Linked DNA regions of Mus musculus: region 2 is linked to region 1. The links are chromatin loops, found by intact Hi-C in ENCODE. Cell type or tissue: gastrocnemius. All regions are shown on one strand. Links, peaks and the distances in the headings refer to the core of each region. The heading gives the core; the rest is flanking DNA. Region 1 has its middle 36 kb from the start of Gm35992. Region 2 has its middle 84 kb from the start of Hdac4.

Evidence for each region. Hi-C counts contacts between places; a loop is a spot of excess contacts. Peaks named below come from ENCODE experiments on the same cell type or tissue, not always from the same donor. Only the 100,000 strongest peaks of a DNase experiment are listed, where the experiment ranks them.
Region 2: it touches region 1 in a loop (2.7-fold over the local background); 6 of 42 quality-filtered maps call a loop at or near these places.

What each region holds. Positions count from the first base shown.
Region 1 is chr1:92,335,859-92,350,986 of GRCm38, forward strand. No RefSeq gene overlaps it. Among named protein-coding and RNA genes, the nearest start is that of Gm35992, 36 kb to the right of the region's middle. In gastrocnemius, for the core only: a CTCF peak has its summit at 7,617; a DNase peak (open chromatin) is centred at 8,146; H3K4me3 peaks cover 1,241 bases; H3K27ac peaks cover 5,994 bases.
Region 2 is chr1:92,256,504-92,271,631 of GRCm38, forward strand. No RefSeq gene overlaps it. Among named protein-coding and RNA genes, the nearest start is that of Hdac4, 84 kb to the left of the region's middle. In gastrocnemius, for the core only: a CTCF peak has its summit at 8,606 (motif pointing right); a DNase peak (open chromatin) is centred at 8,642.

The DNA.
Region 1 (15,128 bases), core at 3,455-11,454:
AGACTCGTGGACATCTACATATGTAGATAAATGCTCAGAGATCCAGTACAGGGTCATGAGGTAAGAACAGGCCCAGTGTGCTAACTGCTGGGCTGCCCTTGTCCACATAGATATGTGGTTGTCCTAAGAGTGTTCAGTTCCTACCATGTGACAAGGACATTTGAATTCTGTCCACCTGAAAAGTGTGTAGTCATCTGTCTTCTAGACCTTGGGGAAATGGAGTCCCTGAAGAGAACCCAGGTAGGCTGGAGGAGCTTCCTCGAGGCAGCTGCTTGTGAGCCATTGGGGGTGATTAGAATGTCTTCTGTTCCCGCTGTCCTGGAGTGTGAGGAATGTCTCACTACCTCAGAAGACCCTGGTCACTCGACATCAAGCCTCAGCATCCACAGGCCTTTCCGTTCAGTTCACTCCCACAGGGCCCTCCTTTCTCATTCACTGGGAGCCTCTTGCTGCTACTTCCCTGGTGCCCATCATCAAAGCTTTCTTGCTCATGTCGGGTTTTTGGATTTTTCCAGCAGGTGAATTTCTGAGTCTCGCTTCACTCCACGTGAGGTAGTGGTGCAGGAAAATAAGTGCCCAAAAGTACCCGAATTGATGATGGGGGTGACTTTAAAGACATTTAACCCTCTCCAGTTAGAGCACCAGACAACAAAATAAGGGGCCCACTCACAGTAGCTGAGGCAAAAGTTACCCTAGGGGCCCTGGGAGCAGCCCTATGGACTAAGGTTCAAGGTCACAGCCTAGTGACATTGGTCTCAGAGAGTTCACCACTTAAGACTTCCGTGTAGGAGATGGCTAGTGGGGGACAGTCACCAGAGTCCCAGACCTATGTGTTCTCAAACACCCCGAAGTCTTGAGGTCCCGCTTCCCCTCCTCTGTGACATGGACGAAGGCAAGCACTGGACACCTTGAAATATTCAGCAAGGTATTTTAGATGTGCCTGGAGTTTCTCACCTACGTATTTTGTTATAATTTAGTTTGTTTTGGAGTTAGAGAGATCACTCTACAGTTAAGAGTATGTACCACTCTTCCAGAGGAGCAGACTTTGGTTCCCAGGACCCACATCACATGGTTCCTCACTGCCTCTAAGTCTAGTTCTATGCAATCAGAAGGTCTTGTCTGGCATCTGAGACATCTGAGATCACACACACACACACAACAAGTGGAAAAAGAAAGAAAAAGGAAAGATTTGTTTTATTTTAATTATGTGCAAATGTCTGTTTATGTGTAAAGTGTAAGTATGCGCACATGAGTGCAGGTGCCTGTGGAAGTCAGAGAGGGTGTCATATCCTCTGAAGCTAGAGTTTCAGGATGCCCAAGGTGGGTGCTAGGAACTGAACTCAGGTCCTCTGGAAGAGCAGAAATATTCTCAACCACTGACTTGTCTCTCAAACCCCAACCTAAATACTTTAAATGAAAAAATTCATTCCTAATTTTTTTTCAACAAAAAATAAAAATTTTATTTAATACACCTGTACTTTCCATACAAACCATGTCATTCTACATCATCAGTGAGTATTTCCACTCTGGAGCCTGTGATGTGGTAGGTATGTCCTCACGAAGTTCTTGGGGCCCTTGCATGGGAATTGTCCATGGTGATTGTAAGTCATGTGATGGGGGAGGGGCCTTCATCCTCAAAGATTGCACAGTTTCTTTGCTCCCAGGCTCCAGGCCGCTCTTAAAATGATTGAGTATCACAAAGCCTTCTCTTTCAAGTGGTTCTAGCCATCAGCATTTATCATGCCAGAAACTACGACTGAGCATCTGAAATATCCACTCACTAAAAGAACAAGAATAAACCTGTCAGGTGTTTACACGAGTCACGCTGATGAAAACCAGCTCTGCCTTCCACTTAAGAATTCAGTAAAAATAGTGGCGTTGCAGTCCAGTTGGCAAGCTTCCTCCCCCGACTGCATGGACGGCAGCAGGCTTCTCTGTCATTTCTACAGCCACCGGTTGAATATGTTGTTTTGGCTGAGATATGAAAAAAAAAAAAAAACCCAAGACAGATCTTTTGGAGGGAAATTTTTCATAATTTTCTCCATAAAATGGTGGGTATTACTCTTTGACAACACAGAAAATTTTGCTTTGTGTTTTCTTCTCTTCTCCTCCTTTCCTTTTTGTTTTTCTTGTGGTTAAGAATAAATATCATGAGATCTACTCTCCGGCAGACTGTGCCTGTGCCCTTGTGTGGTATGTGTATGGTGTGTGTGTCTGTGAGTGTGTGTTTGTGTGCATGTGTGTGTAATGGATACGTATGTGCATTTGTGGGGTTCCTGTTCTGTCCTTCTTTGCTTTATCCCCTTGAGGCAGGGTCTCTCACTAAATCCAGATGTCACATTTTTCAGCTAGGCTGGCAGCAGCAAGCCCTATGCTTCAGGCACATGTGGCTGTGTCCCCAGCTTTTCATATGGCTGCTGAGGACTTGAGGTACTCTGCCCGTGCAGCAAGTATTCTTACCTGCCAAGCCATCTCCCTGGCTCATTCTTAGCAGAATCTTACACACACAATCCACATGCTAACTGTAGGTGTGACCCTCCAGAGTCTGACTTGACTCTGAAACTTACCTACACTGACCTAGCAAGAGTGTCCCATGTCCCTTTGTCCTCTCCCTGTAACAGTTTCTTCACTAAAGATTAGTATACTTCCTTTATCCTCATGTCCCTTGCTGGACAATAAGGTTGTCCACATACCTTGGTCATTGTGACTCTTGCTTTGGTGGGCACGGAGGGCTTGTGCCTCTTTGAGAGCCTGTCTAAAAGTCTTTTGGATTCATATCTTGAAGCAAAATGTCTGACTCACACAATCTCTTTATTCTCCGTGCTTAAAGTTCCTCTGTGTCACCTTCCAAAACTGCACAATTTGCATCTGGGTCAACAGGGTTAGGCTTCACAGTTTCAACATTTGTCTTTTAAAGATGATAATGGCCATCTTGACAGGCAGGAAGTGACATCACATTGTGGCTTTCATGTGTATTTACTTCCTCCATTTTGCCCATACTTCATTCTGTAGTCTTCTTTGAAGAAAGCTCTATTTAGATCCTTTGTCCACTAATTAGTTGGACTGTTTGAGATAAATTGCAGTTCCTATCTCTTTTAGCCTGTAATTAGGTTCCAGTTCCCCTCTCCCATGCTGTAGCTCTCCTTCTGGCTGGCTGCTGTGCTGAACACCCTGTCTTCAGGTAAGCCCTCTAGTGTGTTTGGAGTGATGTCCCTGAGTCCATTTCCAAGATCACTGCCTCTCTTGGGTCTTTGCAGTTTCTGAACTCATGTTTAAGAGTTTGGCATTAAATAAATCTGCAAAGAAAGAGTATGAGACTCCAACTAAGCTGCTATGAACACATGCCAGGGAGGGGCTGGTTACATCACAAACTGAACTGGAAACTGGAATCAAATTTGTTGTAGACAAATGGGTATTGCTCTCTCCTATGGAAAAAATAACTAGCAGAGTCAAGTTAAAGGTCCTATTTTGGCTCACGGTATCAGAGGGTTCTATGGTAGAAGACCCGGAAGTCTGAAACCAGGCACAGGTCTCATTTTTCAAAAACCATCTGTAGTCTTTTTAGACTCTGCTAGCTAGACCTCAGCTCCTAAAGGCTCCACAGACTTCAAAGTAATGCCATCACCTGCAGACCAAATCTTCAAAACACAAGCCTTTGGGGGAACAGTCTAGATTCAACCATAGCAATATGAAACCAGTAATATGTACCAGTAAACCTAGCAATCAGCTTGAGGAGTGGCAATGTTAAGTCTCTGGCTAAAGGTGTGCTTGTGCCCACTTCTGTCCCCTCGGAGACACTGTGATGTTCTGAATCTGATGGTTATTCTCATCCCGAGGAGTATCTGTCCCTAAACAAAATGTAATGATGTTAGGAATAAATGTTCCAGTACAGGTAATGTTCTCTCAGATGGTAGGGGTGCATTGTCATAGCATTGGGCGCATGCTTCAGATTCACTGGATTGTTAGCAATTCGCTATCCAAACTGTCGTCATGTCGTCTGCCCACCAGCAGCTTGTGAAGCTCATCCCCACGTGTGTGGAGGAACCTGAGGTAAAGAGACTTCCGTTTGCCCCTGTCGTGGGTAGAGAGAATACGTTTTATAATTTGTCTCTCTAGTCATCAATGGCATGGATTGTATTTCTCTTATAAATAAGTTGACTTGGCAAATCTTTCAACATGACACAAGTGTTTGATAATTTCTGTATGGTACTGTGGCTTATTATTTAGCACTTTAGGGAACCCTTAACATACGTCGGATTTCGACAGTGGCCATGTTGTGTGACACACCTTCCGTGAGAAGGTGGCTTTATGAAAGTGTTGTCATGCTCCTGGTGTGCAAACCAGCCCTTCTCATTGCCGTTCATGCTCTTTAGGGCTCATTCCTATATTCCTGTTTTAATATTACAAGATGCAAATGCATGTGGAGTTTCTCCTTGGATGACAGCAAGTAGAGATCTACTTTTTAAAGACAGAATTGCCCGGGTGGGGAGCAAATCTCCCAGCGTTATTTGCTGAATTCTTTTCGGTGGCCTGAGATGACACTCTGCTGGATCCCAGGTGTTTGGAGAACGCTTCCCCGGAGTGGGTGGATCTGCTGCTCTCTGGTGCCACTTGGTGAACTTAGAGGTCAGGCTGCTGAGCAGGTCTACTTAGGCTTCAGGCATCCTCCTGGATCCTTCCATCAGCTGCAAAACCCCACCCATGCTTGTGTGTTTACTTGTTCACAGGCTCAGCTCTGCTGTACTGGGGTTTGTTTTGTTTTGCTCTGTTGACCGAGACAAGATTCATGGGCTGGCCTCAGACTCACAGAAAACCTCCAGCCTCTGCATCCCAAGAGCTGGGATTACAGCTGTCAGCCACAACACTTGGCTTCTCCCAGGTCTCGCTTCGTGTGTGTATGTCTGTTTGCATGCTCTCCTGAACTAACCCCTTCTATCACTGTGAAATGTCTCTCCGCACTCTGGGTGACTCCCTGCCCTGAAGCCTTCCTGCTCTGACACCTGCTCCAGCTGTCTCATGATGAGAGTTTATGAAGTCTATCTTGGTAACGCTTTGTGTCTTCTCCCGTCTGTGTCTTTGCCTGCCCGGTAGATGGCTTAGCGATGAGTGCTTCCTCCTCTTATTTGCTTAGGCTATTTACATTCCTCATTCCCACAATAATTGCATTCATTTCTACTTATATTTCAGCATTTTAATTTTTGTGGCAATAAACAGTCGATTAGCTTTTAGAAAATTTAAAAGAGGAGTATTATGTGTTCCACGGTGGAGCAGCTGTCTCTACTGCTCACTTTCCCATGTAGCCCTCCAGCAAGGACACTGGCTCCTGAGCATTTGCCCAGTGCTCTGTGAGGTTGATTCACGTAACCCTCGTGGCAACACCAGCCAACATCAGCCAACACAAGAGGCTCTGAGGAAGTTGGGGTCAGGGTGGTCACAGGAGCTGCCTAGTCTCAGAGGCAGATCCAGGACTAGAATCTGTGTCTGGTTGCCTATTGACCCATGCAACCAACCAGTAGCAAGGCCTGGGAAATGGGGAGAGACAGAAAGCATCTGCAGCTATCCCAAGCAGGATGAAATTGCCTTACCACAGGCCTGCTCTCCGGAGAAGAAGGCTGAGGCTTCTGTGACCTGGCATGGCAGGGAGCTGTGAGAAGGAGCAGTTATTCAGGAAAACACAAACTGGACCACAAAGGCAGTCAGGAAGGAAAACCTGCTGCGATCCAGACTGAGGGACCAGCAAGGAGAAGATGTTAGGTCAAAAGCTAGTTTAGCCACAGAACACGGGGTCCTCTGGGCAGAAGACAGATAGAAAGAGACCCAGATGAGTGTGCAAAGGGAGTAGGCTAAGGACCTCACCTGCCCTAGGCTAGAATGGCCTACTGTCTGGGAAGGCTCTAAGCAGACTCCTCTCCTCAGGTTGCTTCTGGGCCCATGGCTATCATCTGTGGGTTACTGCAGAGCAGTCCTGAGAACCTGGGTCAGGTAAGTGACAGTTATTGGCCCAGTGTCCTGAGCAATTTCTTCCCAGTTCTGTGCTTTGACTTCTTGCTCTCTCAAAAGGATCCTCTCTTCCTCCAGAGAGATGCTGTGCAGTCGCCATCTCAGAGAAAACCTCCTCCCGCTCCCCACAGGGCCCAACATAGACACACACGGAAAGGACATACCCAAGGGACAGCCTGTGCAGATGTGCCCATGCCAGTGTGAGGCTCACCATCTCGCTGTCATTCCTCTGTGTCCACATGCTGACCAAGATGAAATCCACTCAGAACCTGCACTTGGAGATACTGATAGGATCAATGGGGTTTCCCAGGTTAGAACACACAAAAAGCAAATAGTAAACAAAGCCAAGCGTACTTAAAGGAGGTGAGCTCACATTTGTGCTTGATCTAGGAATGGCCTGGAACGCCCTGCCAGACCACAGCCTTGCACAGACCAGAGCAACCTTACTCAGAAAATACTTTTGCAAGGGCATCCACCCAGCCGTGGCCTGCCCGAGTTTGGACGGGCGCCACCTTGTTATTGATCCTTGAACACTCCTGTTTTAAGTCTCAGTGGAAGAAATGGCTGTTTCAAAACAGCTTGTGTGAGCCTCTCCATCTCGCCTGTAGAAATGTCCCCTTGTCTCTGTATCCTTGAATCTGCGGTGAGCTCCCCAGTCTCTGAAAATGTACTTGCTACTTGCGAGGTGACAGGAACGGAGAAGGGCAGGTTTAGGTGACACACTAAGGCCCTTTCAAGTCTTACCCCACACACGTCGTGTCAGCCAGCACTGTGGTAATGTTTTTAGGCACCAAGAGAGGACACAATCTGAAGGTGTCACCAAGGCATCAAGACAGCTACTCCCCCATAGGGCCAGGGGCTGCTGTCATCTAAGTGGCTTTTACTGAAGACTGGCTTGAATTTAAAATCTGATTTGATGCAGGGTAAGAACTAGAAAAACTGTAACCATAGCCTGTGGCTGTACTTCCCGGACTCATTCATGTCAGTGAGACAGACACAGAAGGCCTCTGTATGACCAGGAGACAGTGACCAGGAAAGCAATTGGAAGGTCCTAAGCTCAGGAAAGGGCTGGGGCTTTGAGTTGCTCTGGGCTGGATAGTGGGTCTTATATCAGAGACCTGGCCCTCAAGTGGGGACATAGTGTGAGTGTGGTCGACCAGTAAGCTCCTCTTTGCTACTCTATTCAAAATAAAAACAAACTCACCTTGGGACTGACCTCAGGAATCGGATCCGTGGTTGCTGAATGCTAATGGAGAAGCAGCTTAGTGGCCAGGGCTTGGGGGAAAGGGTCCCTGCTTCCCAGCTGTCACCCACGCTTGGCCTTGGTGGCACCACCCAGCCCTGCTCTCTACCAGGGCTCCTCATAAGCGGAACTGGCACCCATTCCTGTCTGCTTACCACTGTTGTCCCCTTCAGTGCAGTGCATTCCCCTAAAGCGTGTCCCCTGTCCTCATGGTGGCCCTGTCCTCTCCTGCCCTTGGCTCAGTATCCTCAGACCAGGTTGTTCTAACCCCACTTGGTTTCCTCCCCTCAAGCACAGTGGCTGAGTCTATGTCTGATTATGTCTCTCATTTGCACTTTGAACATCGGCAGGCTGTTTTCCTGAGAACCCTAGCTGCCATCCGCTTCCTGCAAGAAACAGCTGGCCCTTTGGAGTGTTGTCATAAGATACCCACCCTATGACTGATGCCAGCTCTTGGGCAATATAGCCTTTGGTTCTTGGTTCTCATGCCCTCTCTCCATGGCCCACACAGAACCTTCTGAGACCGTCTTCTTACTTCTCGAATGCGCTTTCAGTCTCCCACCTCCAGCTCTTCAAATGTAAGCCTTTTATCTCTCTTACCTCTGCCCAGCCAGAAAGCTCTATAGCAAATATATCAGGAATGTCTTCTTGGGGCTGGGTCACTGCCATGCACAACAGCCAGTTGGCAAGAACAAGGGGCTGGTCCCATGATGTTCAGGATGCAGACCAAGGTGGGGGAGAGAATGCAGAGGAGGGAGAGAGGGTGCCAGGGCAGATGCTAAATCTGTCACCAACCTGCAGGTGTGAGGGCCCAGCCTGGGTGTTGGGAGACAAGATAGGTCTCTTTCCTGCCAGAACATCTTCATGGCAGCTCCAGTTCCAAAGGCGTGGGTGACAGCTGGAGTGGCTGACCTCACTCAGTAAACTGAGCTCCACTGTAATCCATCTGCCTACTGGACATGCCAGCACCGGCTCACATAGCTGCCAAGCTTGGTGAGGACTGTGGGTGAGCACTGTTGTCTCTCCCATTTCCCTGCCTCCCTTGGAGTGCACCTCTGGAGACCTGGTCCAGAGAAGTTAATGTGCCCCACGCACACAGTGAGCAGGAAGCTGGGCTACCTCTCATCCTGGCCGGTGTGTTCCTGCCATACCTGGGCTGCCCAGTGCCCCTCTTCACATGTAGCCTTCTGCTCTCCAGCTCTCATTTCTAAAGACAGCCTGAGATATCGGGGTCATATACCATTCTCCGTTCCCAAGGGCTGCAGCACTCTAACATGACTCTCTTGGTGGAAATAGCCTCAGGACCCTGAAAGCCAACCTACCCCAACTTGCAAAGAAACTGGTAGACTCTGAGGCTCACCCTTCTCTCCAGTTCCTCAGATGTCTGGATTTCCAGCCCTTTCTCTCTTGCTCCACCCTCCTTGTTCCTGGGGCACTAAGGCAATTGCAGATGCCTATGAGAAGAGCCGCTCCCCTCTGCACAGCCAACCTTGAGGCTTTCAGGAGGGCTCCACCCACTCCTGATCACCCCAAACTACCTGGTTCAGTCTGTAGTTGGGAGTTGAGGATTTGGGGTGGAGTAGGGCACGTAGATAGGAGTTGAGGCTGCAGAAGCTACAGTGCTCCATGGTACAAGCTTTAGAGCCCAGGCTGTGGGCAGAGATCATAGAGGGTCTAGGACCCCTGAGGCAGAGAATGGAGTTGGAGGCTAGATTGTGTGCTAGAAGCAGTGGAGGAATTAGCTAGGGGAGGAGGATCCAGGCAAACTAAATGCTGGAGAGTGATAAAGGGACTTTTCCTTCCCACTGAGGCCCAGGGCTAGTGCCTGCCTGGCTGCTGGGGGGCCAGGACCCAGAGACAGCTAGTCTTCTTCTGTTGTAGTGATGTCCCCAGCCCAACAGATACTGTATGGGAACTGCCAGACCTATGAGTCTTGAACAAGCCAGGAACCGAGCAGATCTGCTGGGAATGCCTAACAGAAGCCCTCCAAGCTCCTTACCCCTATTACCATGAGTGAAGGATACCTCCTTCCTTGGATAAGATATGGGACTCCCCATCATCCCAGTTAACTCTAATGGAGGGCTGATAGTCACCATTCTGGGTCAGGACTGATGGTCACTCAGGTCTGGTTAAGTATCAGACTGTGGCTGGAATACAGGTCACTGGGTCCCACAGGTCACATGGTGCTTTGGAACTGGCCCTCCCTACCTTCTTCTGGGTATTTGAACCTGCCTCTACTTCCTCATCTTGCTCTCACTGCAAAGCCATGCCTCTTCTCTCTGCCTGGAGCTGGGCCCCTCCCCACACTGAGAGAAAGCACAACCACACAGGTTTGATGGGGCAGAATCCAAGTTTCAGGCAAGACGTGGCTTAGAAGCCTTCACTCTGCCCATCCCCCCTGCTGTCCACATGCCAGATGTTCAAGGCGAGTGTCACTGGTCCACACAGCCTATGAGACACCAACAGTCAGCTTGTGAAAGTGGGCTGCCCCTTCCTCGGGGTTGCAAAGTGAAAGGCAGCCCCACTTCTCAGCTCCTCATCACCAGTGTGAGAAACTGAGCAGGGCCTGGTCCCCAGCGAGTACAGAGTAAGTTCCGAGTTCTTGAGCAGCAGTTCTCAACCTGGAGGTCTTGACCCCTTTGTGGGGTTGCATATCAGATATTTACATTATGAGTCATTTAAAAGTAGCAAAATTACACTTATGAAGTAGCAAGGAAATAATAACACAAGGAACTGTATTAAAGGGTTACAGCACCAGGAAGGCTGAGAGCCACCGCTCTTGAAGGATGCTACTGGGGGCTAAGGGCACTCACTTCAGTCAACACATCACACGTGGAACTCAGCTCCACAGAGCATGTGCAAGCCTCTTCCCCTGTTGTTAATTAGGACGATTCATCCCGTTGACAGCTATGGGAGACTCTGTGTCAGGTTGAACAGAGACCAGGACAGGCTTTAGGGTACTAGCTTTTCTTAGTCAGGGCTACTGACATGATGAGACAAAGACATTGCAGGTCTTATGATCGCCATGCCTGATCACGATAAAGGCTAATCTTCATTGTCTACTTGATTGCTTTAGAATCACCTAGAAGGCATTCTTCTGGGTACATCTGTGGGGGTGTTTCCAAAGGGTTTTAACTGACATGGGAACACCTACATTTAGTGTGGATGGGGTCATCCCTTGGGTTGGGTTCTAGACTGAATAAAAAGGGGCAAAGGAGACAGAGCGATACCAGCCTTCATCTCTCTCCTTCCTGACTACAGGCACAACATGACCTGCTGCCTCATTCCTGCCACCCTGCCGTCCCCACCATGGTGACCGTTTCCCTCAGACTGCTGTAAGCCTAAATTACCCTCTTCTTCCCCGGGTTGCTATTGTCTGTGTCTTGTTATAGCAAACAGCAAAGCGACCACTAACGCCCTCACATATGTCCTGTCAGAGAGGAGAGCCGAGTAGCAAGCAGCCCTCATCTCCATGATTCATACAAATAGCAAAGCTCATTCCTCACCCTCACCTGTGCGTCTGGACATAGGTCCCCAGGCAAAGCCACTGGCCATTATAACTACATAGGGGTAGGAAACAGACTCTGTCAACGACGTGAAGAATACAGGAAGCCAGCAGAGGGACCGGTTCTTAGCATTGCAGTCCACCTTAGCACTGCCCTGAACTTTCCAATGTCACCCCATCCTGCCCGTTCCCTGACAGTGCCAAGTGTACCCCTCTAGCAACTCCCTTCACTCAGTGGAACCTCAAGTCTGTCCTCAGGGTCCCCTACTGACTACCCTAGCCTGCCTGCGGCTCACTGTCACTGATCCCTGAGCCAGCATGGGTTCCACTCAAAGCTCACCAGCCATGTGACCATCTTTCCCACTGCTTACTCTTTCTTCCCTAGACACAGTTGTCTTTCTTCCCACCCAGCTGAGCTCATCTCCTGTCCAACAGCTCTTCTGTCTCTGGTGTCACCTTTGAGACATCAGGTTCAACTTCGAATGTCTTATGGAGGTGAATCTCAAGGGGTTGTCTAGGGGCTTCTGTATGCTCTCACCAGGGAGACATCAGGGGAAGAGGCTGGGAGGCTCAAGCCAGTTGATTGATCTCCATCCTGTCTGACTCTGTGGTCCCTCACGTCATCTGTGGATGTGAAGGAAGGATACAACACCGCTGTATGGAGACCAGGACTGTGGGGACAGAGGAGAAGGTATAGCTGCCCACAGTCCTCCAGAGGTCATCTTACTTACCTTTTGACCTGCCTCCAGAGCTGCCCACAGCAGATCCCAAGCAGGCAGAGTGGAAATCAGGAGTATTTTGCTGCCTGACCTGACCCTGACCTAGGATCAGGGATGGATAAGGACCCAATGGGACAATGTTCAGGGATGGGCGGAAAGAGGGTGTTTTGAACACTGTAATAGATCAATGGCTCTTGACCTTCCTACTGCTGTAACCCATTAATAAATACAGTTCCTAATGTTGTGGTGAACCCAATCATAAGATTATTTTCGTTGCTACTTCATGACTGTAATTTGGCTATGATTATGAATCATAATGTAAAAATCTGTGTTTTCCGGTGGTCTTGGGTGACGACCCCTGTGAGAGGGTTGCTCGACCTGCAAAGGAGTCTTGACCCACCGGTTGGGAACTGCTGCTGTAGCTGATCTACTCTGCTCATCTCCTGGGCCTATCCTTGCTGATTTCCTGTCTCTTGTGATAGACTTGACCCTGACAGGAAGCCAATGGCCAGTTCACCCTCCCAGCCTCTGAACTCACAGGGAGGTCTTAGTGAGAAGAGTTGCAGTGTCGGATGTTCATTGTATATTTTCTTTGGAGACCCCCGGCAGAGCCTTAGAAGTATTTCTTAGAGGGTAGGCTCTTGTTAATAGAACCGCTTCATCATATTGTTCTTTTCTAGAATGCCTCTATTGAGGTAGAACTCTTTGCGACTCGCTTTCCTCCATTTAAAGAACACGATTTTCTGCTTTAGTGTATGTGTGGAGTTACCCAGCTGCTCCCCAGCCATTAGGTCTGAAACTCATTACCTTAGATTCAAAAGAAACTAGAAAACAGAAATGGGTAAAGAAATATGGATTTATTTATTTACCATTTGGCCAAGCCGGGGAAGGAAGGAAACCAGTTCTTTTCTCTCCCCTGTGCTTGTGACAACCATAAATACATAGGGAAAAAAAACTACAAAAGGAAGGTCAAAAGATGCAGATTTGGCATCCCAGGGGATCCTCCTGGGAGGAGACAGCTGGGTCTCAGTTTTCTCTACTCTCAGCACAGAGGGCAAAATGTTTCCCCTCCTCTCTAATAGACTTACAGTGCATAGTGAGGTACACGTGTGGCGTCAGAGAGACGACTCCTGAGGGTCACTTCTCTCCTTGCACCACGTGGGCCCTAGAAACCTGACTCGGGCTGCCACACTTGGCAGGCTGTACCTTCACCTGCTGAGTCATGTCTCTGGCCTTACTCTTCCTGGAATTAGATGATCTCTTCCTCCCCTCCCGCCTCCAGCCCATTCTATCTCAGCATGGGATCTCAGCTGCACCTCCTGCAGAACCAATTTTAGGACTCTTTTAAACCCTGAAAAGAAACTCTGCGTCCACGAGCAGCGAGTGACTCAGTTTCGCCCCTACTTCCCTGACCCACTTTAAGCAGCCGCAGCCACTTGCTGTCTCTGAAGTGTGTGGTCACCTGTGACTGGACCTTCCACGTGGCACGCTGTTTTCAAGGTTCAAGCATTACTGTGATTTGGATGAGGGACTTACAAAACACCACGCGCTGAAGACTTGCTTCCCAGGATGTTGACAGGTGCTGTGGAAACTCTGGGGGCGCATTGCAGAGGTCCTTAGGCCTTTAAGCTGACCCACCGGAAAGACTGTTGGCCCCTCTGTGGTATTTTAAATAAAAATGGTCACCATAGGTCCACAGGGAGTGGCACTATTAGGAGGTGTGGCCTTGTTGGAGTGGGTGTGGCCTTGTTGGAGTGGGTGTGGCTTTGTTGGAGTGGGTGTGGCTTTGTTGGAGGAAGTGTGTCACTAGGGGTTGTGGGCTTTGAGATCTCAGAAGCTCAAGCTAGTTCTCTTCCTGCTGTCTCCTAATTTGAACTCTCAGCTCCTTCTCCAGCACCACATCTGCCTGCACGCTTTGATGCTTCCTGTCAGGAAGATAATGAACCAACCTTCTGAAACTTTAGGCCAGCCTTTATTAGATGTTTTTCTTTATAACAGTTGCTGTGCTGTGGTCATGGTGTCTCTTTACAGCAATAGAAACCTTAAGACACCAACCGTTTGTGCCACCAACACCAGGGGCCCAAAGGATGGAGTGCCTCAGTCCTGGAACCTTCAGAACCTTGATTCAAAATAAACCTTTCCTTTTGCAAGTCAGTTGCCTCAAGTATTTTATCATAGTGATGGAAAGCTGACTAAGGCAAGAACTCACTGATCCTTTACTTCTTTTTCTATTCACACTGCATTTTCTTTAACCATGCATGAGTTGATTGGGTGTGTGGGTGGTTTTCTCATTCTGGCTGTGGTCAATGACATTGCTATGAACTTTTGTGTGCCAACACGTCCTCCTAAATGATGTATTTAGTTACTTTATATTTTATGTGCATGTTTGAGTGCCTGCATGTATGTACATGCACATTGTGGATGCCTGGTGTCCACAGAGGCCAGAGCAGCACATCAGTTCCCTGCACTTGGAGTTAGAGGTGTCTGTAAGCTGTCACATAGGTACTTGGAACCAAACCTGTGCCTTCTGCAAGAGCAGCAAGTGCTCCTAACCACTGAACCATCTCTCCAGTTTGACATGTCGTCATTTCTCTCTTGTGCATCTAGGAGTACAGTTATTATGCCATGCACTGCATGATTACCATTCTGAGAAGGTCGAGGTTGCTTGCCAGCCTACCCATACCACTTTGCAGATCTAACAGCCATGTGTAGGGGTTCAGCATCCTTCAGCATCCTGCCAATACTTTCTCCTTCATGTTCCTTATAGCTATTCTTCCACATAGACATGGTGCCTTGCTGTGGTTTGACTTGACTTTCTCTCATGGCTCACTTTGCCGACCACCATTTTGGTATTTATATATCTATATTCTGTGAAGAAATGTACATTATAGCCACAACAGACTTTCTAGTTATTGTCTTTTTATTACTAAGCAGTGCGAATATCTTATTCTCTATTTTAAATGTAAATCCTTTTTCTCCTCGTCTGTGGGTTGCCTTTTATTTTCTCAACAGCTTTCTAGCCAGACTAGATGACACATGCTGTCCTCTCAGCCACCTGGGAAGTTGAGGTAGGAGAAATTTCAAGTTCAAGGCCAGGATAGACTACAAGGGGATGTCAAAGCCAACCTTAGCCCTCTCATGAGATCCCATCTCAAGGTAAAAACTAAAGAGGGGAGGGGCAGGTGGGGGTGGCTCAGTGCTCCAGGACTTCCATAGCTTGCATGGGGCCCTGTGTTCAAACATCACTTCTCAAGAAATGTCTAGTTTAAATCTCAAAAAATGTCTAGCTTAAATCCAACTTTCATTTGTTATATGTGATCTTGGTGCCCTGGGGAACCACAGTCTAGTCCAAAGTCATGGAATTTTGTGCTTATTTTTATTTCTGAAAGTCTTGGTATCTACATTTTAACTTTTGGGTTATTTTAACTGGGGGTCTGGTTTCTTTCTAATGTGACTGTCCAGTTGTCTTCAAACACGTTTTAAAAACTGGCCTGTTCTGTATTGAACTACTGCAGGATTCTGTGGGAATCAGTTGATGACTTCTGAACGTCCCATTCCTGGTTAGCTAGGTGAGCACATGACCAGTTGAGTTGACATCAGGGAGGACATGCAGGAGCCGGAGGTCGTAGTCCTTGGGCAGAGCTCTCCTTTAAAGGTGCTT
Region 2 (15,128 bases), core at 4,128-12,127, 79 kb before region 1:
ACTTGCAGGTTTCAATGAGCTATTTATCTTGTTACATCCAAGCAGGATTTAATTAGCGACTTATTGCTTTTACTAATTTGGACATTTCTCATGATATGTGATCTGAGATGATTTATTTTCTCTGTCCCAGGATCCCATGTTAAGCAGTGCTAATAGGAAGCAGTGTGACACCTCTGCATAGGGACACATGTGTCTGTGAAACTGCTAGGTTCCACAGACCGGCAGAGCTCTCCCTGTCTACCTGTCTTACCTCTCAGAACGTCAGAACCAGCCATGAGCTTTCCCCCACATACTGAACTCTGCTTTGCCAACTTGGCTCCTCTTTGATCTGCTCCCTCAGTGGCAAGTCCTGATTCCCACAAGAGGCTTGGAGCATCTGAACATCTTTCTGCCCTGACATGGGGTGTGGGGCGGAGAGCCTCTGGCTTCAGACCTCAGTGGCTGTACCACCCACAGCAGATGTCCAAGACTATGTGGATTTGTTTCCTGGGGCAACAAACACCACTCTTTGTTCCTTCTTATTCTTGCATCATGTGAGTCCATGTGCTGCAGAGTATGATGTCCTCGCCAGGAGAGAGTTCCCCCAGGAATCAGTGTGATCTATGCTAAAGGCACAGACAAATCTCTGGGAGTGTCATATAGAAGCAGGCAGGCCTCTGTCCTGACCTGAAACCTCTATGCTCCCTTCAGGGTAGATTAGCTTGTGAGTAAGTGTGTAAAAATGTGTGTGCACACTGAAGTGTGCATGTGCACATACATGAACTTGTGTGTGCAGAAGGACCCTTCTGTCCTGAGAGCAGCTGGTGAGGGGGCAGGTGCTCTGGCCAGCCTGGCGGCCAGGAAGCTGGCTGAAATACTTGGGCCTTGGGTCCCTATTTCAGATTTTCCATTCCACTAATCTCGCACTGGAAAGGAGTGGGTCATGGAGAGGAAACTCATGGAAGGTAGTATCAGTTAGAAGGTCCCTCTACTTGTTTCAAGCCCTCCTGGCTGGGCTCCAGACCTTTCAGAAAACAAGGCCTGATTCTACCAAACAGTTCTTGTGCTTGGGGGTATGTGACATGATTCCTGGGAACTGGCAATGTCTACTTACCACAGATAAGGACCCAATGACAGACCAAAGTACAGATCTTAACACCAATGCCCAACTTGATAAACCAATGAGTTTTATTGGGGATACTTACAGGAATATGGGTGAGGGGTTACTTACAGGAGCAGAAATGATCAAAGATAGCTGCATCACCAAGGTCCACCCCAGCATCAGTGACAGTTTATACGTGCTGGAAACCACAGCACACTGCATAGCTTGCAGGCCCCTCAACAAGTTGGTGGGAGTTCTTTCTAGGCAGCTCAGCTAGAGCTTTGTTTCTTCTAAGTAGTTTGGATACTCTCTGCTTTTTCCAGGCTGTTTGGCTAATTTGAAAGTGACTCTCAGCAGTCCTTACTGCTCATATACTCTTGGGGAAGGAGGAGCCTAGAGAATTTGGTCAGTTTCAGGGACTTCCTGAAGCTACTAAGAGTTGCCTCTTCCTGTCTTACCTCCTACAATCTTTCCTCTCTTCTTAGAACACCCTATTGTCTCACCTCCCTGTAAACATTTCATCTTGAGAAATTGCTCTCTAAGATAGAAGGTTAAGGGAGAAAACTACTTTGCCTCAAGGTTCACCCAAGAGCATAGACACTGGGCCAAGTCAGCCCAACTTCCAGTCTGCTAGAGAACACTGGCCTTGAGCCAGGAGTCTGTATTCAGAAGCCTGATTATGCAGCCACTTGCTGAGATGTCTTTCTGAGTGGAGGCCAAAGCTCTTTACACTGCTTATGTACTCTGTCTTTGAACCTTTGTCATGTGGGTACTGGGTATGTTTTATAGGCTGGTAAGCTGGCCTGGTTCTCCTAACCAACAGCAGTTGGAGCTTTCTGGGATGGAAGGGTCCAGTTCTTTCCATCTTTCCATCATCCTGATATCTCATGTGCCTTCTGATGCCTTTCCAGGTTTACCCAACATGCAGCTAGCTCAGGCTTGTCCCCTGGTGTTCCCTCTCCTGTCACCTCTCACTTTCTTCAGCATGGCTTTTTTTTTTTAGTTGACCAAGTTGGGCACTCTTAGTGATGCTGTTTGACTTCTCATGGGGTTGTGAGAGCTGGGGGCATTGGGGATTGGGAGTTGGGGGTGGGGGTGTCGGGCCTGTGGCAGCTAGGACTATGCCAGGACTCTCTGCGCTGGGAGCAAGCTGCTGTCCCTCTGTATGACCTGATGCTATGGGAGCCACAGTGCAGTGGATCATCTTGATGGATGCTGTGGGCACAGGGAGGGGCAGCAGGGCTAGCACCCTCATAAACCCCAGAATCAGTACAAGCTGCTGTCCACGTGGGGCAGCTGGAGAGCCTTGTTCCTCAGCATGGCTTCCTCAGTCCCTGAAGCCATGAGTCCACACCCCTCTCTGTGAGAAGGTGTGAATCCACAGACAGATTACCCCACCCTACCCTTGGTGAAAATGCCCAGGCTGTGCATTTCAGTCACAGCCACAGACAGCCTCAGTCCAGAGGAGGTTACCACCCCTGCTTATGAACCCTCTGACTGCCCTGCTTCTCAAACACTTGGGACTTTAAGGATGCTAGTAATATATAATGAGGACACTGAGTGAAACTCAGGATGGACTTTGAAAGCTGATGATGTGATTGACACAGGAGCCTTGTATTGCACCCAGGGCCTGTTATTCACTTTCCTGTGCTGCCCATATGAGCTCTGGTCGCCATTTACTCTTGGATGGGTACCTAGATTGGTGTAATGTATAGGAAAGGGACACTTAGCTTCTGTTAATTCCCGTAGAGCATAGGAGATGCAGGGACATCTCCTTTAGGCTGGCTAGCCAGGGAACAGCTTTTCTTCCCATCAAGAGAAGCAGAGGCAGGGGATGTCCACTGGATGCAGGGGCCAGAGTCTGCCAAGAAAACATCCAAAGGCTGCTCTTCCCCTCCCTCCCCCCCACTACCCACCCCCCCCCCCGTGCTGCAGGCACAGAATCTGGCCTTTCTGGGTGACTTTTCTCTGGGGAGAACTGGAGGGCTGGTGCACACAAGCTGAGACGGCACCTCAAGTTGAAGGAGTCCCCAGAATGCTGTCTCTGATACAGCAGGCCACAGATGTATCTAGGGGGTTGACATATGCCCCATGATCCTTTGCGTTGCCCCATTGTTTGTGTGTGTTCCTTGGTGCTCAGTGGCCTGGTGCACAGCTGACTGGAGCAATGGACGTTCACTTTGAATTCTATTTTGTAAAGACTTTTAGCCACACCCTGTGTTTCAACACACAGAGCAAGGATAAGCAGGTTCTGGGAAGTGTCTCGTCTCCGCACGGGATATGGCTAGACAGTCTGCTTTTCCTGTATCACAGTTGCCAGGAGCCCTAACACAGAAGGTACGGCCACACAGGTGCTGGTGGTGCCGGTGCCGGTGCCAGCACGGGACCTTGCTCCATGAAGTGTATGCACACATTGTCTGTTTTCCTGCTTCCCATTTGCAAGAGTCACGAGGGACCCTCGTCAGACAGTGTCAGGATCCTGCGTGATGCTGCTCAGCTGCTGACATCTCATGAGGGGGAAAACCAGAACCCATCTAGGCAGGTGGAGGGATGGATCTCAGCCCGCGCCACCTGTCTTGTTGTCAGGACGAAAGATATACGGTGGTTTTATTTAAGATGCTGCTTCTGCGCTGGCCCCCGGAGAGGCACCTCTCGTCTGTGTTATGCTAAATCTTTAATAGCTTTTGACTGTAATATATGCTGCGAGGAAGCGCATCTGGCAGAGTGATCTGGCAGGGCCGCTGGTACTCTGCTGTTATTGGGAAAGGTCAAAGGCGAGACGTAAAAGTGGTTGCCCTGCTAGTATTTACAATGCTGGCCTTGCCAGCGAGGGAGACAGGATTGGATGCTGTGGAAACAGCTCAGGTGGGATACAGTCTCTGAACAGCGAGTTTTCAGCTCATCTACCGCCCCCCCCCCCGCAAACCCCCCCCCCCCCAATGCACAGCCTTGAGATTCTTGAGATGAAGCAAGATCTAGGCTCTGTACTTAGTCCCTTTTCAGTAAGGTGGGCCAACCACACGCAAAGGGCCACGCTGTCACCAGAGCCGTGGGAAGGCTCTGGGCCCATCTGAAATGAGAAAAGAGCCTGGTGCAGCTGGGCTGATAGAGCCCCCAGTGCCCAGGTTCCTTTCTTGTCAACTCAATTATGTACCTTGAATCAATGGTTTCTGACCACTTCCATTCCTGCCTAGGAGGGCTAGCTCTGGAACTTGGCTCCGCAGGCACTCAGGGCTCAGACAGTGAGGTCATCATGGTTATGAGCCAGAGGAATTCTGGGTCATCTAGTCTTCCACTTTCTGGTGAGAGAACCAAGGCCAGTAGCCATTTTGGCTATTGAAGAGAACACTTTTTCTGGGGGCTCCATCTTACCATGCTGGGCATTGTCAGCTGTGGCTCGACTACATATGATGTCCCATGTGAGCCGCTAGGTCAGTTCTGTCATCCAGGCTCTTGATCAGCAGCCTCCATCTGGGCCTTTGTCTGTCACCAATTGCATGCTCCCTCAGCTACCATTCATACCATGCAGCCCTCCCTCCCCAGCATGGTGCTGTCTGAGATCTAGAGCAGGTTCACCGAGCCCTCAGGACTCGGGCGCGTGTAGAATGGAGCCCTCAGCTCAGAGATACTTGACTCATGGGAGACCACAGAAGTGGCCTGACTTGGACAGCAGGTCTCATCTTCCTGCCTTCTCTCTGAGTAGTAGAGAAGGTGGAGAGATAAAGGATGCTGCCTGGTAGTGGTAGTAGGGAGAACCTCGGGGTACCTCCAGAACCACAAGAGGCTTCCATTGCTTCTGACTGGCCTGAGCTCCATTCCTCTCAGCACAGTCTCAAGATCAGCCCTGCTGTCTTCTGGCTGCAGCTCCGCACTGTCTGCCGATGGGGATGCTGAGAGCCGATGGGGACCAGACACCCCTGTTGCATGTTTTCAAAGTGGTTTAACTTCTGTGCAGTTTGAGAAGGGTTTCCACGTGTGTTTTATAAAACCATCACATAAAGAATCCTAGACACACCTACCATGTTTCCTCTAGCTTCCTGATAGTCCTTCCTACTTCCTGCTTCCTGGATTTGTGTCTGGTTTGCTTTGGCAGTGCGAAGTACAGAACTGGACGCCCACCCCTACACAGGTACCACTATTCCCTGACACCATCTCCTCACACAGGGCTTCCTTGAACTGCACTATCTCATTTCTTCCGAATATGATTTCCTTTAGAAGAAAATCCTTATGACTATCGATATGAAAGCACTCCTTGACCCTTTAGCCCTCTGTGGTAGTTTGAATGAGAGTGGCCCTCATAGGTTCAAATGTCTTAATACTGGTCCCCAGTTGATGGAACTGTTCGAGAAGTATTAAAAAGATATTAGAGGAGGCGTTTCTCTGGAGTGGGCTTTGAGGTTCCCTGCTAGTTCTCTCTGACTCATGCTTGTAGATCAGGAGGATGTAAGCCCTCAGCTACTGCTTCATTGCCATGCCTGCTTGCCTGCTACCATGCTCACTGCCACAACAGTCGTAGACTCTAACCCCCTGGACCTGAACCTGTGAGCCCCAAATTAAATGCTTTCTTTTATAAGTTACTTTGATTATAGTGTTCTATCACAGCAATTAAAAAGGGCACCAAGACACTCTCTGTAAGTCCTGTTACTATAACTTTTACTGAACATCACAGATTGGGTAACTAAGGAAGAGTGGAAGTACAGTTCTCATAGCTCAGGATGCTGTCCAGGTGCCTTGGAAATGGCTTTCCTTCTTTATCCCACCTGCCCCATGTGGAGGGCTGACTGTAACAGAGCTAGTTCATGGAGAGATGTAAGTGCCACCTCTGCATACCTGCTTCACTGGGCATTATGTTTCCGACTTTCCATCTTGGGGACATGTTCAATGTGAGTCCCCTTTTTTGCATGATCCCCTGACAACCAAGAGGGAGATGGCCACGGATCTGCCTGATGCCTCTGCTGCAGCCACTTGGAATGGTTTTGCTGATGTAATTCTCTGCTCATGGAACATGTGTGAGGCTATAACACCACCTCTGAAGAGAAGAGACAGTTTCTTAGGAACCACAGACTGTGAGGGGAAGAGATAGTTTAAGACCTTGGAAGAACCATCTCAGGAGGCCTCACATGCCAGAACACTGGTGAAGAGATATTGGATGAGTATCCTCCTCTGGGTAGGGATTTCTGAGATGCCCAGGTCTGCTGCCCTGAACACCATTATTTCCTTATCTCAATTAGTTTAACTACAGTGGAAAGATCTGCCCACTGTGGGTGGCCTTATTCCCTAGGCTATGTTCTTGACCTGAATTAATGGAAAAGCTAGCTGAGCCCAAGCATTCATTGCTCTCTGCCTCTTGACTGTAAATATAGTGTCACCTGTTGCCTAACTCTTTTGTTACAGTGACTTTCCTGTTGTGATTGACTCTACCCTCAAACTGAGCCAGAATAACTCCTTCCTCCCTTTAAACTGCTTTCATCAGAATACTTCAATATAGTAACAGGAAAAGAAAGATACTTCCCTCACCATCTTCTCTGACCCTTCTCTGGCCCTCAAAGTTCAGCTCTGAGTTGTCTCTTCTCCATTCACTCCACCTCAGGAATGTGGCTTAGTGTCCTGTGGGGAGCCACAGGCTAGATATATGGCCACAGTCAGAACTGCTTCATGGCTCCTGTCCTGAGGCAGGGCTGGCAGGATGTGTACAGAGTGCAGGGCCCACCAGCATGACCTCCTGGCTTCTATGTCAGGCTGGCTCTGACTTAGCTAGACATCTGCCACTGCCTCTTAGGACCTTCATGCCCTTGTCATAGGCACTGAGATCCTTACCAGGATGAGTCCCCCAGGCAGCTTTGCCTTCCCTTCCTTTGCCCCTGCTGACCCACAGTGCGGGGTTGCCTCCTGACACATTACTGAGTCACTCGTGGCACCAGGCTTTCTTGGAGGCCTCATTAGATCCACCATGAAGGTAACGGTTTGGGTCCAAGCATGGCTGGAACTGCAGGGCCTCATTGGATGCAGGGTTTGCCTTACAGATGAAGCCATCATCCCACCCACCCTGCAAATCTAATGTTCAAAGGAGCCTGTGAGCACTGAAGGGAGCAGTGCAGAGGAGAGAGGACGCAAATTCTCTACCGCAAGTGCATCCAAGAGGGTGACATGCACCAAAGACTCTTCTGGGAGAGGGTGGGGTTTGTAGTTTTCATGAAGCAATTTTGCCATGAAAATGTTTGTTATGAAGCTGTCCTGTACCTAGGAGTCCAAGGATCCCAGACTGGAACAGGCTGTCACCAACATGGTGACAAATGACTGCTGCAGAAAGAGTTAGGCTTTAGCCAGGGTAAAGGTTTTGGGGGGACACAGTTCCCAGGTGGGAGCCCACATTTCACCTGGCTGCATGGTGATAGTGTCTGTCTTCCCTTGTCTTGCATGCATCCCACTTAGTACAGCGGCCCCACCAGCTTGTCTTTCCAGCTGTGTGTGTGTGTGTGTGTGTGTGTGTGTGTGTGTGCATGTGTGTGTGTGTGTGTGTGTGTGTGTGTGTGTGTGTACATGCATGCATCCTTTCTCTCAATCCCCTGACCCCGTCACCTAAAGTCATTGCTTTCATCTCTGTTGCTGATAGACTTCCCAGGGCTAGTTCTGATGGATGTGGTCCTCATGGTGTCTGGGATCTTTCATGCTCCTGTAACGTGTCACTGAATCTGTTTACCCAATCAGTCTGTTGGCTCCCAGAGGGCCACAGCCATGTCCCTGTTCTGCATTCTGTGTGCCTTCCTATACTGGCTTGCTGCCTGGAACAAGGGAGACATCTAACAAATCCTTGTGGGAAACATACTGAATGCCCCGTTGTCTTTGGAAAGCCTTATGTGATAAAAGACAAATACATTCCTTCAGCTGATGCTGGACATAGGGACCCATAGGGAAGCATATCTCACCGACTCGCAATGATAGTCATCCCTGGTGAGGCTATGGGGAGCCTCAGAGAAAGCTTCAGAGATGTGTCTGTCAAGCCAGAGGCTCAACTTGGCCACTCTGATGACGCTGCTTGATGTCATGGTCACTCCCAGCTGTCTATTTTAGGGTCATTCAGGCCATGAATAATTTCATCATGGTGTGGATTACTGTAAATGTAGGGATGATGAGAGCTACAGTGAACCTGTGGGATGATGTCAATGACCAGGTGGGAACCGGAAGGAGCCTGTGGTCTGATGCCAAAGGCCAGGTGGGAGCTGGCTTTTTTGAGGTGAAACAGCATAATGGAGTGGAGCCTCCACAGTCATTAAGGTGGCTGTGAGAGGCATTTGGGAAGCATGAAGTCCTTGTTTCTCAGGGCATCACACACTCAGGGTTCCCTTACTCCTGCCCTGTGCGCTCTCTGCCACTCAGCAAATGTCTCTGAAGCAAGGCCCTGAGTCCAGGCCCCCTCTTGTCTCTGCTGCAGGAGCCCCCATTGTGGAAGGGGATGTGTAGTCAGGTATGAGAAGAGTGACCAGATGTCTCCTCAGCTTCCATCTGTGTACAGAGGCAAGCTCAGCACTGCCAGCAGGTGGCTGCCTGTGGGAAGCTGGCCAGACCCTTGGCCTCACACCACGGGCTGCTCTTACCAGCAAGGACAGGCGCTTGTTCCAGGGTTGATGAGGCAGAAGTGGGCCTCACCCACTGCTCTGTCCATCTGTAGATGCTGGCTACTGACCATCAGGTAGCCAGTACCTGATGCAGGTATCATGGGTTCTTTTGGGTCGAGTCCAGTGTTCTGTAAGAAGAGAAGCTTCTGAGAACGCTGTCCAGTTCCCTCTCAGTGCTGCAGAGTGCCATGTGTCTGAGACTTGGGTGTTTCAGAAACGTTTCCTGCTGGGACCCCTCATGTCCTTCCTTATGGGCACCCTGGGATGCCTCAGCTCTGTCAGAGCCCCGAGTAGAGAGACAGCGGAACAATCCCCAAATGTAGGTAGGTAACAGTGTGAGACACAGGCTAAAGCCTGGGACAGTTGACTGGCTCTGGCCGTGTTAATGTAACTCAGAGGGTGAGACTTCCTGGCTTGTTGGTGTACTGGTTTTCTGACAGAGTCACCTCCAAGCTTTGCATATGAACCCTGTGGCGCTCTAGCCTGTAGCCACAAACTCTCTGATTTCCTCCCTCAGCCAAGCTCCAACTATTTCTAAAGCGCACAGCCAGGTTGCCTGTCAGACCACTTTTCTAGCAGTCATTTCTTTGTGTTTTCCTTTTCATCTCCGTGACAAATCCCAAAGGGAATGACTTAGAAGAGGGAAGTTCTTTCTCCTCTTGATGCCAGAGTGTTCAGCTCTTGTCTGACGCTAGGGCTTGGGGCCTGAGGTGTGGAGCAGAGATACTTACAGTGTGCAGCCATGAACTTGCTAGAGATAAGAGGGTACCTGGGACTCAATGGGGACAGAGTCAAGAGCCTCACTTATTCACACCTGCAAAGGCTTCTTCCCAGATAAGCTGACATCAGTAGGTTTTGTGGTTTGATATTGATGGGGCTGGGGTGGGGACAGCCCTCCTCCTATTATGGGTTGGGTATGAAGAGGAAATGGGCCCTGAGGCCATGATTTTGGAAGGCAGACTTTGTCTCCAATTTGTCTCTGTCTCTCCCTTTCTATGATATTTCTATTTTTAAAACAGGTCAAAAAAGAATGCATCTCGCTGACTGTGGACAGAAACATCTGAAACTGAGGCCAAACCAACCCTTCCACCTTCAAGTTATTTACGACAGGCATTTTGCTACAGGAGCACAAAACATCTAACTAAAACTGACACTGAGGCATGGGGTCAGAGGTCAGGGCTGTGACTTTTCCTGACACTGTGTCACAGAGATCCCTTGGAGATAGTTTGTGAGAGGAGTTTGGAGGTGTGGTGCTATAGTTTTGTTTCTCACTGCTGTGAAGAAAACCCTAGCAAAAGCACCTTAACGGAGAAAGGGTTTATTAGGCTCCCACATCCAGGGTACAGTCTGTCACTGTGGGGAAGGACATCAGCAAGAACTTGAAGTAACTGGTCACACCACATTCATAGTCAGGAGCAGAGAACAATGCGTTAATGCATGCATGCTACTCTCAGCTCACTTTCTGCACTTTCTTATCCACTCCAGGATCTCTGCCTAGGGAATGGTGCCACCCAGGGTGAGCAGTTTTTCCCACCTCAATTAACAAAATCAAGACAATCCCTCTCAGATATGCCCCGCCCCTGCACACACAACATGTGCACAGTCCAACCTGATCTAGCTAATCCCTCAATGAGATGCTCTTCCCAGCTGATTCTAGATTGTGTTACAACAGGGCTGACAATCAACACTTACTAAATGTGTGTTAGAGTATTGTAGGCAGAGCCTCACGTGTGATTCTGATAGGAGCTCAGAAGTCCAGACTGTGGACAGTGAAGGCTGTTGTAGTAATATTTAACCTCAGTCAGGGGTTTCTATCTGCCTTTGATCATTTAGTTCCCAGATAAAGGACACAAAACCTTTATATTTATGGTAAACCTTTAAATCACTAGAGCTGGGCAGAGATCTGCCTTCTATGCTATTATGTCTACTTGCCTGCCAATAACCATGCAATAGGATTCACCATCTTCTGTCTAGGCCACTTTTACTCTGATAGGCCAGCCTTCATGGCCATATTTTCAAGATTCCTACCCTAGGGCATCTTCTCCTCTCTCCATTTTCTTCTCTTCTCCTCTTTCCTCTCAGATCCCAAGCTTGGGAACTGAAACCCTACCTCCCTCTCCTCTACCCAACCGTAGGCTGCTGGCATCTTTACTCAGTCAATACTTTTAAATAAAGGAGCAAGATCACATAGCATTCCTTGATGTCCCTGAGGAGTCTGTCATCCATGAGGTAGCCAGGGTCAGCATTTAGCATTACATATGTAGCAACAGACCAAACGGCAACATAAGTCTGTTCAAGAAGTTTCACATGGGAGCAAGGACTCTGACCGGAACCTGAACTGAGGTCATTCATGGTACATCCTGGCAAAGAATTTGCCTGCATTTTGACCATGTGTTAAGACTCTATGAAAAATCAAAAGTAAGTATGATGGACTGATTGAATCTTTGGGGGAAAATTTCAAGGTAGACAGCGGTGCAGGCATTGCTGGGTGCTTTAAGTCACAGCTACTGAGAAAACAGGGAGTAAAACGCAGATCAGAAAGATTTGAAAAAAGAGCAGTTTGGTCTGAACGATGCCTTGAGGGTATGTCAGGAGTTAGCCAGACACTACGTGCTGTAGTGTGCAGCGCATAACTGCGAACACTGCTTGCTTAGAGGGGCGAGTGTACAGCACTCTATTTGCCTGGCGGTCACCTAGGAACTTATTTCCCAGGATTCATTTCTTCACGCGCAGCAGCCCAGGCACTCAGAAACACGATGGTTAAGAGTTTATCTAAACTCAAGGGAGACCCTGAGCTTGGACTTGTGAGAAATGCTTGAATTAATGAGTCTTCAGGGACTCTCTGAGGTGATTCAAATGCATTCTGCTTTGTGAGGTGGACATGATTCTTTGGAGCCCAGGAGGTGTTGTGGCTTAGATAAGGACTGTCCCTCAAAGTGTTTTGTGTGTTGAAGGCTTAGTCCTCAGTGGAGAAAGTGTGGAAAGGGTGTGTGCCTGTGAAAGTTACATCTTGTCCCTAAATCCTTCCTCTGTATCTTTTTGCTTCTTGGCTGCTATGAAGCACGAAGTCCGCCCCTGCTCACTACACATACACCTGCAGACCCAGAGAAATGGAGACAGCTGGTCATGGACAGGAACCAGGGGACCAAACAACCTTTCCTCTTTTTAGTTGTTTATGTCTGGCATTTTGTCATAGCAAGACAGAGTGACAGCTTCCTACAGAAGAGTAGAGATGAGTGGGCAGTGGAGGGACAGTGGAGAGCAGTGTGGTGGGATACCTGCTCAGAGAGATGATAGGAAAAGGGAAGGCAAGCCTTGGCCCATGCCACAGCAAGGAGAAAGTGTGGCTAGACGAGGGGTGCTCAGAAGCCAGAGCACTGTTAGGGGAGTCCTGCCTTGGATGGGTGCGGCTGGGTTCTGTCCCCAGCATGCCTGTCACTGGCTGGGATGCCCGGAGGTATATGGATTCAACACAGACATGATCAGTTGTGCTGCACCCAACCCTGTCATGACACCATTTACAAACGTAAGCCTTAGGATGCTGGAGTTTGAGTGTGTTCCCCAAACTTCAGGTGCTAGAAACTTAGTCCTCAAATTCATACTGGAAATGGAAATTTGGGGATTAGGTGCAGCTAATAACTGAGGTCATGAGAATGGTGCCCCATGATGCCTTTGTGGTCTTATGCGGAGACACCCACTGGCTCTTCATGCGATTCCTGTTCTATTATGGTTGGTGCAGAAGCTTCTCCAGATGGCATGCTCATACCACCGTCACATCTTGGGGCTCCCTGTTCTCCAGAGCTGCAAACCAAATACACTCCCATTCTTCACACACTGCTTGATCTCAGGTATTTTGTTACAATAAATGCTTAAGAAGCCACCCTCTGTTCATCTGCATCACAGGGAGAGCCTTCCTAGTGGTCACCTGGCCCCAGAACCACAGTATATGTGGGCAGATATGAGGGAGATCCAGACCTGGTCCAGCTCTGTCACAATGAACTAAGTCCATAGTCTGCAGGCTGGAAAGCAAGAATCCATGAGTTTTGGTTTAAGCAACTGAGGGATGGAACGTTTTGTTTTGCAACATGTTGATACACTTTGGATGAGAGCCTGAGGTATGAGCTTTCTCAGTGCACAAAGCTTTGGCGACTCCTCACTGGCTTTCCTCTTCGAAGGGGACATCTCAGAGAGCAGAGGGCAGGGCAGCTCTTACAGGGCCACTCACAATAACTATAAAGAAATCTGTGGCTGTGCCTTGATGCCAAGACGGCAGGGTCTCTGCATCCCATGGGGAGCTCACACTCAGCCTTCCCATTGCAGGCTGCACGTTTAGAATGGTCTCCACAGGGGCACATTCGCAACTGTGTGAAAGAAAGTAGCACCGAGAGGCTGGCCGCCAGCTCTGATGCTGACTAGCTGCCACATCCTGGGAAAATTTCTCACCATTCTGGTCTTCAGACTCATCATCTGTGAAGTGGAACACAGCATTTTCCACCTCTTGGCACTGAGGCCAGTGCTGACAAGCGACAGCCCACGCACAAAGCACCTCTTACGGTGGCCATAGGTGGTGTGTGGTGGGCAGTCGACATTATTAGCAGGCAACGGAGCAGAGGAATGAATCAGACCAGTTTTCTTTATGCATCTCTTGACATTTAAGTTGCTATAAAGAATTCTGGGTTGAAATAGGGACTCCGTGCATTGAATAGTGGTAAACTAAAGAGAAAAGACATTAACAAAAGTGAGTAGAGAGGCACACAGAGAGAGGTGATGTTTTGAAAGCTGCAAAGCAGATGAGAGAGAAGCAATTGTCAGCGGAGTGGAAATAGAGCAGCCAACTGGGGAATTTTGGGAGGTTTATTCTGTACCCCCAAGTCCACACTTAACAGGGGAGGTTGGGGTACAAGAAGATCAGGGCCTCTGCAAGCTGCATAAGTGGAAGACAGCAAGGAAGGGCTGTTGGCCTGGCTGGGGGAACTATCGTGGCTCTCAGTGGAGTGACATTCCACAGCCCTGGGCCTTGGGAGGTACTGTGTTGGGAGACACCTGGCAGGTTCCTTTCAGATCTTCTTTCTCTTCATTTGCAGCATGGGTGCTGATCCTCAGGGAAGGTAGGTGAGAAAACCATGTTGGCACAGAGAATGCTACTATCTAGCTCCTTTTCCCAGACTATCTACCTACCGAGGGCATCCTGTCTCTGAGGATGGAGACTCCTGCTGTCCTCCTAGCCAGCCACTGCCATCTGAGGACAGGAAGGTGACATTTCAGGTTTCTGTCCTCCAGAGCCCTGGTGACTCATGTCCTTATAGGAAGAGGAGAGGACACAGACACAGAGATGAAGTGGAGGCAGAGAGGGAAGCTAGGCAGCCGCAGGCTGTGCAGTGCCCACAGATGCCAGGACCTGAGAGGTCGGAAGATACTCACCCTGGAGTCTTGGGATGGAACATTGACTTGCCACGACCTGTTTCCAGAACCTAAAAATAGCTGCTGTTTAGTTCATGGCAAATTGTTACCCAGCAGCCTCGGGTCAGGAATGCAGCAGGGATCCAGCTGGAGGGCAAGGGGCAGACATCAAGGAGCCTGGGGTGGGGCAGAGAAGTACTGTGCCTTAGAATGTGGCTCTATTCAGCAGATCACACTCCCTGATGCCAGGCAGAGAGGCCACTGCACAGGCTGGAAAGCTCATAGATGCAATAGGGGGATAGAAGTTGAAACTGGAAATACACTCACCAAAGAAGAATGAAAGCATCGGTAATAGAGAGGAGAATGGCATGTGGGGAATCCACCAATAAGACACACTCCAGGGAGTAATCAGTATTAAATTAGAGGAAAAGGATGCACAAGCTACGGGAGCAGAGAGGAAACGTGGGACCATTTCCTGGACTTCTAACTTCTATCACTCAATGCTGTGTGAACTGAAACAAGTTACTTAGCCCTCTGGACCTCACATAGACTGTCTGTAGAAGGTAGAAAAATATTTTGTTGTTGTTGTTGTTGCTAGGAGTAAATACAATCTCAGCAGTGAGGGGTTGAAAGCAGTCCCCAGCAACAGAAAACAGAGACATATGCCAAATGTTAATATGGAGAGGACAGAAACAAAGGCCAAAGATATAACAGAAGAAAATTGCCAGGCTGCAGAAAGCCCAGCATACAGATTTGATAAGCAATCATTAGTGGAAAATAGCACACTGGTTGTGAATTGAATTACTAAATAAATAAATAAATAAAAATTCAGATATGCCTGGACTACAAAACACCACATAATTGATAACAATAAAAACATATGCAGGTGATGGGTTGCAGTGACTCGACACTGCTGTTAATGGAACAGAACAGGTTGGGGACAAGATGCAGAGTGTGGCCCTGTTTTAAAAAGCCTTGGTTCTGGTGTCTCCTGATAGACAGGCCATGAGCAACTTCCTCAATGTGGCCCC